Regions from separate parts of the Homo sapiens genome. Here region 2 is linked to region 1. The links are chromatin loops, found by intact Hi-C in ENCODE. Cell type or tissue: endothelial cell of umbilical vein. All regions are shown on one strand. Each heading gives the region's core, and the rest is flanking DNA. Links, peaks and the distances in the headings are about the cores only. Region 1 overlaps CROCC2 (ciliary rootlet coiled-coil, rootletin family member 2). Region 2 has its middle 17 kb from the start of AGXT.

Region 1 (5,364 bases), core at 130-5,129:
ATGAGGAGACTGCGAATGGGGAAGGAAGGCAGGGAAGGGACATGCCTACTAAGTGCCAGGCCCTGAGCACCACACGCTGCCTCTCAGTGACCCCCTCCACCCACCATCTGGCAGAGCACTCTCCAGCAGTGGGGGCAGGCCTGCCTGCTGTCCTCCACCCCTGACTGGCCATGGCAGGGGGTGCCTATCGGGGCACCTGTGCCACCACTGACTCCTCCTTTGCCCAGAGTAACATCCACTCATGGGTCACCAAGCTCTTCCCCTCAGAGCCCAGGCTGAGCCTCAGAATCCTTCTCAACACAGCCACCAACAATCAGGCAGAGGTAACAGACAGGAAGGAGCCTATATGCCCACCTCTCTTGAGTTATTGATTTTGCATGATTTACAGCATATGGTAACTCCATTACTAAATCCACCAGAAAACCAGGTGTGCCAGGACAGACTATTTTAAGTCCCAGAGTGATCTTGAAATAGACACTGTTGCACATTCAGCCAAGGCTCACAGTAACTGTGATGGGGTGGGGGCCGGGAGCCTCTGGCCTTGCACCCTTAGGCCAGAGTCCTTGCGACTGGGACGGGAGGCCCCTGTGGCACATGCAGGGATTCACTGGGCTGGCTGGTGCCCCACAGATATCACAAATGACCACCTATAAAGCATGCGGCCCTTTGGAGAGGAGAACAAGTCACTCTGAGCAACGGTGATGGAGACGAGGGGTGCAGATGGACACAGGTGGCCCACGCCACAGGCCCAAGATGGCCGCCTGGGTCTCCATAGCAACCCAGCCGGAGTCCCACAGGACCGTTCCCAGCATTTCCAGGCCGGGAACATGGGAGGCTCTGTAACAGCTTTAAGTGTTACACTCCCCTTCTTCTGGCGGCCAGTGAGTCACGGGGACTTGAATCTGAGTCACTTCCAGCCACCTGCCACCGTGACGGCCGCAGTTCCTGGATGCGGAGGCTCACAGCCGCTGGGCGTGGGGATGTGGTGGCTGGCCTTGCAGGACATTATGTTTTTGGCTCCGGTTGGTGGAAATGTTTCCCACGTGTTTTCCCGTGTTTACAGAGCTGAGGGCACGGAATGAAGCCGGGGAAGCCAGCCTGACAGGGCCTGGCCCCGGGGGTCTGGTCAGAGCAGCTCCTCCAAAGCAGAAACGGAGTGCCAGGCGGGGGCAGGCTGGGAGGGTGCCAGGCGGGGGCAGGCTGGGAGGATGCCCAAGCCCCTGCTCTCTGCCGGAGGGGAAGGGGCTGTCAGAGATGAGCGACCCGCAGCATGGTCCAGCACCAGCTGCAGGCTGAGTCTCCAGGGGTGGGAGGAGCTCTGCGGTCAGCGGGCTCAGAGTGTGCCACTGCCTGAGGACCCTGAAGAGTGAGTGGTGGCCCGGGCGGTGGCTGCCTGCACCCTGTGCTTTCTGCTGTCATCGTGCCCACCCCATTTGAGCTTTGTCCCTCTTGTGCAGAGCACAAGGCATTGGTTTTCCCAACAGTGGTTCCCCCAGCAGCCTAGGGCCTCCAGCACCTTCCCCAGGGCCGCCTGCCCCTGGCCAGTCAGGGCTGAAGGCAGCTAGGCTGCTGGGTGGTATGCAGCAGGGCTCACTGTCCTGTCTGGAAGGCCTGGCCGAGGTGGGCCTGTTGCCGCCACTGCACTTCCTGGTCCAGTTGCTCCTTCAGGCTGGCCACCTGGGGACAGGACAGTGGCTCAGGTCAGGTGGGCAGGCTGCACGGCCAGGGCCCCAGGGCATAGAGGCATGGAGGGCTCTGTGACAGGAAGGGCTGGAGGCCATGGTCCACAGCTCCCAAGGAGAGGTGGCATGCATGGGACAGAAACATCAGGCAGACGTCAGACTGACTCCTTTGCTGCCAGAGAGGGATGCGCAGTTCCACCTCTCACCACGGATCCCCCACCTGTGGAGGCCTCAGGAGTATGGCCACCGCGCACCCTTGGTGGATGGGCCCGCTTCTGTTCAGGCACTCAGAATGAGGCTGGGTGCAGTGGCTCACGCCTGTAATCCCAGCACTTTGGGTGGCCGAGGTGGGCCTTGGGCATCAGGATCACCTGAGGTCAGGAGTTTGAGACCAGGCTGGCCAACATGGTGAAACCCCGTCTCTACTAACAATACAAAAAATTAGCCAGGCATGGTGGTGGGTGCCTGCAATCCCCGCTACTCTGGAGGCTGAGGCAGGAGAATCGCTTGAACCCAGCAGGTGGAGGTTGCAGTGAGCCGAGATCGCGCCACTGCACACCAACCCAGGTGACAGAGTGAGAATCCATTTCAAACAAAACAAAACAAAACAAAACAAAACACTCAGAATGATAAGGAAATAAATAAATGTCCTTTTGCTAATAAATTTAGCAAAAGTGCCTTGGTGGTTGGGGACCCTAACTTGGGGATGACACTGGGCAGTCAGGTCACCTCCTGGGCCTCAGTTTCCTCATCTGTAAAATGAACAGACAGCTCTAAGGTCCTGATAGCTCTGAGCTCTAAGGCTCAGTGGTTCAGCCCAGCAGGTCTGTCACGTGTACATATGCATGTGTGGGTGTGCAGTGCACACACACGCCCAAGGCTTGGCTATGCTTCCTTATCCACCTCACTGTGCCCACCTCATCCCCACAGATGCCACGTGTGCCATTGTTTTCCCTTTGTGACTCTGAAGGACAGGTGCAGAGGCCACCTCTGCTACAACTGTGCATGCTGGGTGCTGTCTAAGCACCTCACACATAATGACAGCTCAGTCGCCCAGTGACCCCTGACAGGAGCTGTCCTCACTACCCCACTTTAGAGACAGGGCAATGGAGGCTCAGAGAGGGTGGTGACCTGCCCCAGAATCCACACTTCACCTCCCAGTGGGATAAACCTCGTGCCGTCGAGAGCAAAGAAGTGCAGGCAGTGCCCGGAGCAGGTCTGGAGCCCACTGGGTGGCAGTGGAGAGCCCCTGTTGCTAGAGGACTTCAAGAAGTCACCCCTACTGGGTGACTGCGGGGATGCCAGTCCTCTGTCCCTGCCTCTTCCCTCACCCAGGGGGCTGGGGTCCCGACCTTACCTGCTCTTCCAGCACCTTTACCTGCTGCTGGTGGGTCCATTCTTGGGACTCCAGGGCCTGCGTGGCCTGCGGCCGGGCCCCATGGAGACGCTCTGCCTCTGTGGCCAGGTCCCGCTGGTGCTGAGCTGTCAGGTCCTGGAGCCGCTGGGTGTGGGCCTGCTCCATCTCTGTCATCTGGGCCTGGAGTGAGAACTTGGGCATCTCACTGCTGTCTCTCACTGAGGGCCGCACAGAATCCCAGGGCAGGAGTGCCACAGGGTGTTTCACCTGTCCTTGTGGGCCCCACTGCCCTCTGCCGGTGTTGACCTGGCCAGGACTGCCCAGCAGACCTGGGGTTAGGTGCACATGTTCAGCCCGTGGGCCTTGGGTTTGGCTTTGGCTGGGCTGGAGACTAAGCCACAGCCTCCAGGGTGGGCCTAAAATCTGTTTTCATGGCACCCCAGGTTCCTTTTGGCTGGGCTGGGTGTCCGGAGGGCATCGAAGTTTGATTCTTGCCCATCCTGCCCCCATCCCCTGCTGGTTTCTGAGGATGGGGGTATGTCCAATGTGGACAGGATGAATGAAGCCTCTGAGGCCCCTTCTGTGGGTGTCAGGCCCCTAGGCCTCAGGGGATTTCCTCGCCCTAACACAAGCAGGTAGCAGCCTCTGGCCATGCCCCACAGGCCTCTCTGACCTCCCTCACCTGGCCCTTGTGCTGCTCTACAGAGCCCGGGCCTGGCTCCCATGGGGACTTCAATGTCTCAAGAAGGGCAGGAGCCTTGGGTCCTGGTTCCAGCTCTGCCTGGGGCCTTGGTCTGAGTCTGTATCCATCACATGCAGAAGCTGGTCCAGCCACCCTCCCCATGTGTGCACGTGTGAGATGGAGGTACACCAGCCACCCCTCTGGAACTGACACCCTCCTGGATCCCACCCCAGGTCTGCCCCCAGGCCTGGGGTATGCAGAGCTCCACTGGCCCAGTTGACCTGCAGCTGCTGATTTTGCCTCAGGGCTCCGTCCACCTCCTGGTGCAGGCTGTTCAGAGACTGGTCCAGCTGCTCCTTCTCAGCCCCCAGCCTCGCCACATCCTCCTCCCTCTTCAGTGTCTCTTGCTCCATCTGCAGAGATCCCAGGAGGCAGAACCTGTGGCCTCCTGGCAGGGAGTGAGGTCAGGCCAGCCCTCCTCTGGGAGCACAGGGTTGCCTCTGGGAAGGACTCTGAATTCCCCTAAGAGCTGGCAGCGTCAGGAAGGGCACTGCCCTGGGCCAGGACCCCTGGCCTCACCCAGGTCTATCCAATATCTGCAGCCAGAGTGACAGCTTAAGGAGGAGCATAGGGCCAAGTCCCCATCCAGCTACAGAGCAGCAGATGGCCCCATCAACATCCTCAATGGGGGACTCCCTACATCTTTTAAGGTGACATCCCAGGAGCTACCCCGCAAACCCCTTCTCAGTGTTCCTCCAGGTCTCATGAGCCATGATCCCCTGCACTCTCTGGCACCTGCCTTCTGCTGTTGGCACTCAGGATCTGCTGAGCTCGTACAGGCACAGGCCCTGAGAGCTGGGTACACTTGCTGTCTCAATCCCAACAAGCCTGTGGCATTGGCATCACTATCCCCACCGTCTGTCCTCCTTGTAGGCTGTAGGCTGCCCCAATGTGCTCCCTCCTTAGTCACCCACTCCCTACCCCATGGGTACAGGTCAGGAGGGATAAGCTCCAGGTTAAAAATCAGGGAAGGTTACCCAGGAAACAGACATTTTCTATGGGAAAGTTGGCAGGGACCTTTTGTTCCCTTGCGAATGGGCCCTCTGGAGGAAAGGATTGAATCTAAGAGTTCTCTCTTACAGAGAGCAGCACTGGGAGAGGAACACCGTCCACCAGCCCCAGACAGCCTGCTTCCAGCACCCCCAGATGGCCTGGGGCATGCCTCATGGGGAGTTGGTGTGGAAGGGATCCCATGATGTCACAGGCTCATTGGGCCAGGCAGGCGCTGAGGCAGGCCTGGAACCCAGGCCCTGCTCTCCCAACCAGGCTGCCTCCAGGCTCTGCCGTGCCCAGCCCCGAGGGTCATGCCTGCTGGGGCTGTGTCCACAGGGGTGACAGCCTTGGGCTGGAGTGCCAGGTCAGTCCTCTGTTGGCCCCAATGCCCTCTGTCGGGTGCTGGCCCTGGCCCAGGATTGGGCAGCAGACCTGGGGCTCAGTGCACACACTTGGCACACCACAAACCTGCCCTCTTAGCTTCAGGGCTGGAGCAGGCCTGGTTTCGGGCCCTAAGACAGAGGGGATAATTTGCATGGGTAAAGTTTGTTACAGGGTCAGTGGTTGGAACTTTACAAAAAATAAGGGTT
Region 2 (5,364 bases), core at 254-5,253, 140 kb after region 1:
AGCCACGAATCAGCTCAGCCCCAGTGCTGATGAGAAGCTGGTGGCCTTGCCCTTCTCAAGGATTTTCTCAGGAAAATCAATCTGATGCCTACTTGAGATGCACTTTTTAAATTGATTTTTTTTACAATAAAAGTATTGTGTGCTCATTGTAAACACTTTTAAAACATCAAAATACATTGTTTTAAAAATTAAATGCCTTTATACCCTCTATTTAGATGAGCCCACTTTTATTTTTTTTTGAGATGGAGTCTGGCTCTGTTGCCCAGGCTGGAGTGCAGTGGTCCGATCTTGGTTCACTGCAACCTCCGCCTCCCAGGTTCCAGCTATTCTCCTGCCTCAGCCTCCCAGGTAGCTGGGACTACAGATGTGCACCACCATGCCTGGCTAATTTTGTATTTTTAGTAGAAATGGGGTTTCATCATGTTGGCCAGGCTTGTCTCGAACTCCTGACCTCGTGATCCACCTGCCTAGGCCTCCCAATGTGCCGGGGTTACAGGCGTGAGCCACCACTACCAGCCAAAGCCCACTTTTACAACGGTGGGGGTGTGTGTCACTTTCTCATGTTTATTTTGCCACGTTTTTGTCCGTATAACTGAAATCATTCAATATACACTGATATTTGAATGGAGTAAACACCAGAACAATCTTGGGCCCCAGTGGAAGGTAAAAGAAAGGACAGACTGGTGCTGTGCACTGTGTGATCTACCATCCCACAGAACTTTTGAAAGAAACAACTGAAGTCATCTGACAGCACTTAAAGAGGCAGCGTCGCTACCCGTATGCATCGGAGTGACTTGGCCACAGCTTAAATTGAACGTTTTACCAAGGCATTTCCAGGGTGAATCTCCTTTCTTTGGATCTGCTGGATGCCAGGAAAGCGGTTTATCACTCTCGTGTAGGGAAGGGTGACAAGCAGGCCAGGGTGCTCCCTCGGCACTGGATCTCGGGGGTCCTCACCACCCTGGCAGATCAGAGAGGCCACTGCACCTAAGCTGTCTGTGCAGACAAGCGGCTCTGCTGGGCACCTGCTTTCCTCCCAGGGATCTGGGATCTGCAGGCATGCCGGGCAGAGGGTGCAGCATGACCAGCCCCAGAACAGCCCTGGCACTGAGGCTCTGAGGCACTGAAGGGCTTCCATGGTTGGGACATGTCACACGCGTCACCAAAACGTGGTGCTGGGGAATGGCATGCGTCCCGCGGGCTGCAGCTGGAGAGGACGCTAGAAGCTCGCGCTGGTTTCCTCCATGCTCTGCCCCGTGCCCTGCCCTGTGCTGACTGTGTGTGTGTCCTTTCCTTGTAAAAAAATCAAAGATCAGCAAGCCCTCCTGGAGAACTGTCAGCCTGGAGCCCTGGCAAACCTGCACAGCCACCTGTTTCCACCTCAGGCAGTGGTGTGGTTTCCCTCCACACGGTTGATTCTTGGTTAGAGCCACAGCTACTGTCCTCAATGCTGACAACCTTGTTTTCCCATCCTGGGCAAGTTCTGAGGTTTTGATTCATTAATTCATGTTTTTGTTTATTCACCATCATTTATTGATAATCTTCTCTGGATTAATCATAAGAGAATAAATGATCATGAATAAAACAGTGAGAAAATGCACAGGCTCACTGCTCCAATGTGCTGGCCCAGAAGTGGGGACCTGGGCAACCGCATGGTAAGACCTCAGAGGAGAGGCGGCCGCGGCAGGGAGTGAGCAGGAGGGAAAGGAAGACTTTCTGGCGGAAGCCACATCTGAGCCAAGATCTGCCTGGGGAGAATGGTTAATCTGGGCATGAAGATGGGGCCCAGAGCAGCAAGGCCTGCTGGACAGCACCCGCAAGACCCCCGGTAGGAGGGGAGGGTGCAGCCAGGATCAGAGGAAGGACAGTGTGGCCAGGGGGAGGTTGCAGGGTGGCCAAAGGGTGTGTGGGGCCACAGGAAGGATTTGGGTTTATGCTGAGAGCCCCGCGGAATCATGGGAGGATGGACTCTACCTACAGCAATGGCAGATCACAGCAGAGAGCCTGGAGGGTCTGCTCGGGAAGGCAGTGCCAGCTGGGGCTGGGAGGTGTTTTGAACTAAATTGTGCCATCCAAAATGTATGTGTTGAAGTCCTTGCCTCCAGTCCCTCAGGATGTGACCATATTTGGAGATAAGGTCTTTAAAGAGCTAATTAAGGTTAAATAAGGCTGTTAGGATGGACCCTAATCCAACCCCACTGTGTCTTAATAAGTAGAGGGGATTAGGACACAGACATGGGGGGCAGCCATGTGGAAACACAGGGAGAAGACGGCCATCTACAAGCCCAGGAGAAAGGCTTCTTTTGCTTAACCCCTTCACAACTCTTCCCCTGGTTCCCCAGCGTGTGTGCTCTAAATAGTCCAATCTCCACCGCTCCCGAAGTGGGTGGCCCTGCCACTCCCAGGCGAGGTCAGGATTACAGGGAACAGCAGGCAGAACGTGCGGGGCCTGCGGGTGTGCGAAACACTCAGCACACAAAGCTGTTCTCAGCATGAGAGTTAAGAGCTCTGGGCAGCGCCCGGAGTGCGGGCATCTTTTTGACCTGAGCATCCTCCCTGTGGGGTCCTGGCCAACGTCTGAGCCCCTGGGAGACCCCACGAGGCTCTGCCCAGATCAGTGGCCCCAACGCGGCAGCTCAGGCTTGACTTACATATCAGCAGGAAGCCCAGGGGACGGAGCTCCCGGTGGAGCCAGGACCAGCTCAGGGGGGACGGGTCTGGGGTCAGAGGTCACCACCCTGCCCAAGGAGCTGCCAGCCAGGGACTGCAGAGAGAAAGCATAGGGACAATGTGCTGGTCTCTGAGGAAACAGTGACACCTAGCGGCCGACTGTGGCCCCACCACAGGGCACACAGGATTCTTGTTCTTCCTGATGGTGCAAGTGACAGCTGGCATGTCCATGTGGGGCAGGAGGACCTGCAGAAAGGCCCAAAGAGGACCTGTGCCTCCCGCGCCGTCCCTGCCTGGAGCAAGCTCGGCCCGCGGTATGTAGGCACAGACTCCGCAGCCCGCCTGGGCCTGCAGCCTCAGGGAAGCGGCTGGACACCGACCTGCCTTGGGAATCCTGACGGGTGTGCTTGGCCTGGGTGACGTGACAGTGGCCACCTGCAGCACAGTCCATGGGGCTGAGGATGGTGAGAGACAGTGACAGGTGACCTGGCTCTCGGGGAGGGACCCAGCCAGCGGGCCAGGGCTGGTGGAGGCTTCCTGATTTGAAGGAAACTCAGGGGACAGCGAGGGGAAGGGTACCGAGTCACGGAGGGACCCCACGGGTCCCTGGCCTTCGAGGCTTCTGGGGTGGGAGCAGCCTGCACATGGGGTGGATGCAGTGGGGGACGGCAGCAATGGGGGACGGCAGCAGGGGGCCCAGAGTTCAGGCGTGACCAGAGGATGGTCAGGAGGCAGTCGGTCAGGTTTAAGCAGGGAGGGACTTGTTTGTGGATTTGTTTTTCCACTTGAATGACTCAGAGGGTACCCAGGTGGCTCTGACGGGGGTTCCAGTGGAAATGTCTGTGGGGTTCATGTGCCTCTTGCCTTCTGTAGCCCAGCCATCCTGTCTTCATCTCCCCGTCCAGCCTTGGTGCTCCCAGTGCCCTCTGACCCCCATCTGCCACCATTCGTCATCAACAAGCAGTGGGTGGGGCTTTCTCACGCAGGGCTCTGGCCCCTAGACCAGCCTGACTACCCTCCCTGGCTGGGCCTGCCCTGGGCAGCGCCCACCGCCCTTCACTGCCCTGGCTGGGCCTGCCCTGGGCAGCGCCCACCGCCCTTCACTGCCCTGGCTGGGCCTGCCCTGGGCAGCGCCCACCGCCCTTCACTGCCCTGGCTGGGCCTGCCCTGGGCAGCGCCCACCGCCCTTCACTGCTCCTGCCCCTGCACTGTCTCTTCCCCGTGGTGAGTGAGCTGCTATGAAGGCCCCTAGATTGGTCCTTCTGGCCGTCCTTAGGGGCTTCCACAGCCCGGTTCCTGATGGCACTTGGCGTAGCCATGGGCCCTGAACTTCGGGGCTGCTTCTCGGCCTTCTCGACAAGCTCAGTGCCTGGCTCTGCCCTCAACCTGCAGTGTGTCCTTGGGCAAACCCCATCCCTGGCCCAGCCTCCACTTCTTCTCAGGACAGCTCTGTAAGGTCTGTGGGGTGAGCCCTCTTGTTCCTCCCTCAGCTTAGCCCTGGGGTAATGGGGAGAATCTTCTATGGGGAAGGAAGCCAAACCTCCTTGTGAGGGAGGAGGGAGCCTCCCACTGAAGCACACGTCACAGCTGTCCCATTTTAAAATATCTTCTAAGTAATGAGGACGTTCTCCAATGGCACAGACATGAGGACAGTGAAACTGTTGGCGCCAGCACCGGCCTCAACAGCCGGCAGCGTCCTGCTGTCCAGCTTCTTTTCTCAGGACCCCCTCCGTATTACTTGTTTAATTTTGCTGAAGATTTAAAGCAAACCCCGACAGTGTGTTCTTCCACCCAGATCTTCCAGTGCACACCTAAAAAGATGGACCTTTTTCACACAGCCTCAATGCCATTGTCACACTTAAAAAAGCCAATAACAATTCCTTTCTATCACCTGGGAGCCTGGCCATAGACATGTTTGCCCAGTCATCTAAAAGACATCTTTTTAAAGAATTGAGATGTAAACAAGTCCCAGTATCACATGCTGTGGGGCCCAGGACTCAAGCTTTAGTGTCAGCGGTGCTCCTCACCCTCTGATGTGACTTGGTTGTGTCCCCGCCCAAATCCCATCTGGAATTGTAATCCCCTTAATCCCCGTTTTATATATATAGGGAGAGACCTGGTGGGAGGTGATTGGATCATGAGGGCAGTTTCCCCATGCTGTTCTCATGATAGTGAGTGAGTTCTCACGAGATCTGATGGTTTTATAAGGGGCTCGTCCCCCTTTGTTCCTCACTCTTCTGTCTCCTGCCGCCTAGTGAAGAAGGACGAGTTTACTTCTCCTTCTGCCGTGATTGTAAGTTTCCTGAGGCCTCCCCACATGCAGAACTGTGAGTCAATTAAACCTCTTTCCTTTGTAAATTATCCAGTCTTGGGTATTCCTTAAGAGCAGGTGAGAATGACTAATACACCCTTTAAACTTCAATAGTGCTCTCAGCCTCTAATGTACAGCGGTGCTCTCCACCCTCTAACACAACAGTGCTCCCCACCCTCTAAAACACAGCAGTGCTCCCCACCCTCTAATGTACCGTAGTGCTCCGCATCCTCTAACACAGCAGTGCTCCCCACCCTCTAATGTACAGCGGTGCTCCCCACCCTCTAACACAACAGTGCTCCCCACTCTCTAACACACAGCAGTGCTCCCCACCCTCTAATGTACAGTGGTGCTCCCCACCCTCTAACGCACAGCAGTGCTCC

What was found. Hi-C counts contacts between places; a loop is a spot of excess contacts. Peaks named below come from ENCODE experiments on the same cell type or tissue, not always from the same donor. Only the 100,000 strongest peaks of a DNase experiment are listed, where the experiment ranks them.
Region 2: it touches region 1 in a loop (11-fold over the local background); 34 of 110 quality-filtered maps call a loop at or near these places.

The regions. Positions count from the first base shown.
Region 1 is chr2:240,987,509-240,992,872 of GRCh38, reverse strand. It overlaps CROCC2 (ciliary rootlet coiled-coil, rootletin family member 2), which reads right to left. Exons shown (of 32, transcript NM_001351305.2): 29 at 4,003-4,134; 30 at 3,040-3,219; 31 at 1,595-1,677. Among named protein-coding and RNA genes, the nearest start is that of TANAR, 4.1 kb to the right of the region's middle. In endothelial cell of umbilical vein, for the core only: a CTCF peak has its summit at 2,906 (motif pointing right); a DNase peak (open chromatin) is centred at 952; H3K27ac peaks cover 1,678 bases.
Region 2 is chr2:240,848,846-240,854,209 of GRCh38, reverse strand. No RefSeq gene overlaps it. Among named protein-coding and RNA genes, the nearest start is that of AGXT, 17 kb to the left of the region's middle. In endothelial cell of umbilical vein, for the core only: a CTCF peak has its summit at 2,829 (motif pointing left); a DNase peak (open chromatin) is centred at 2,809.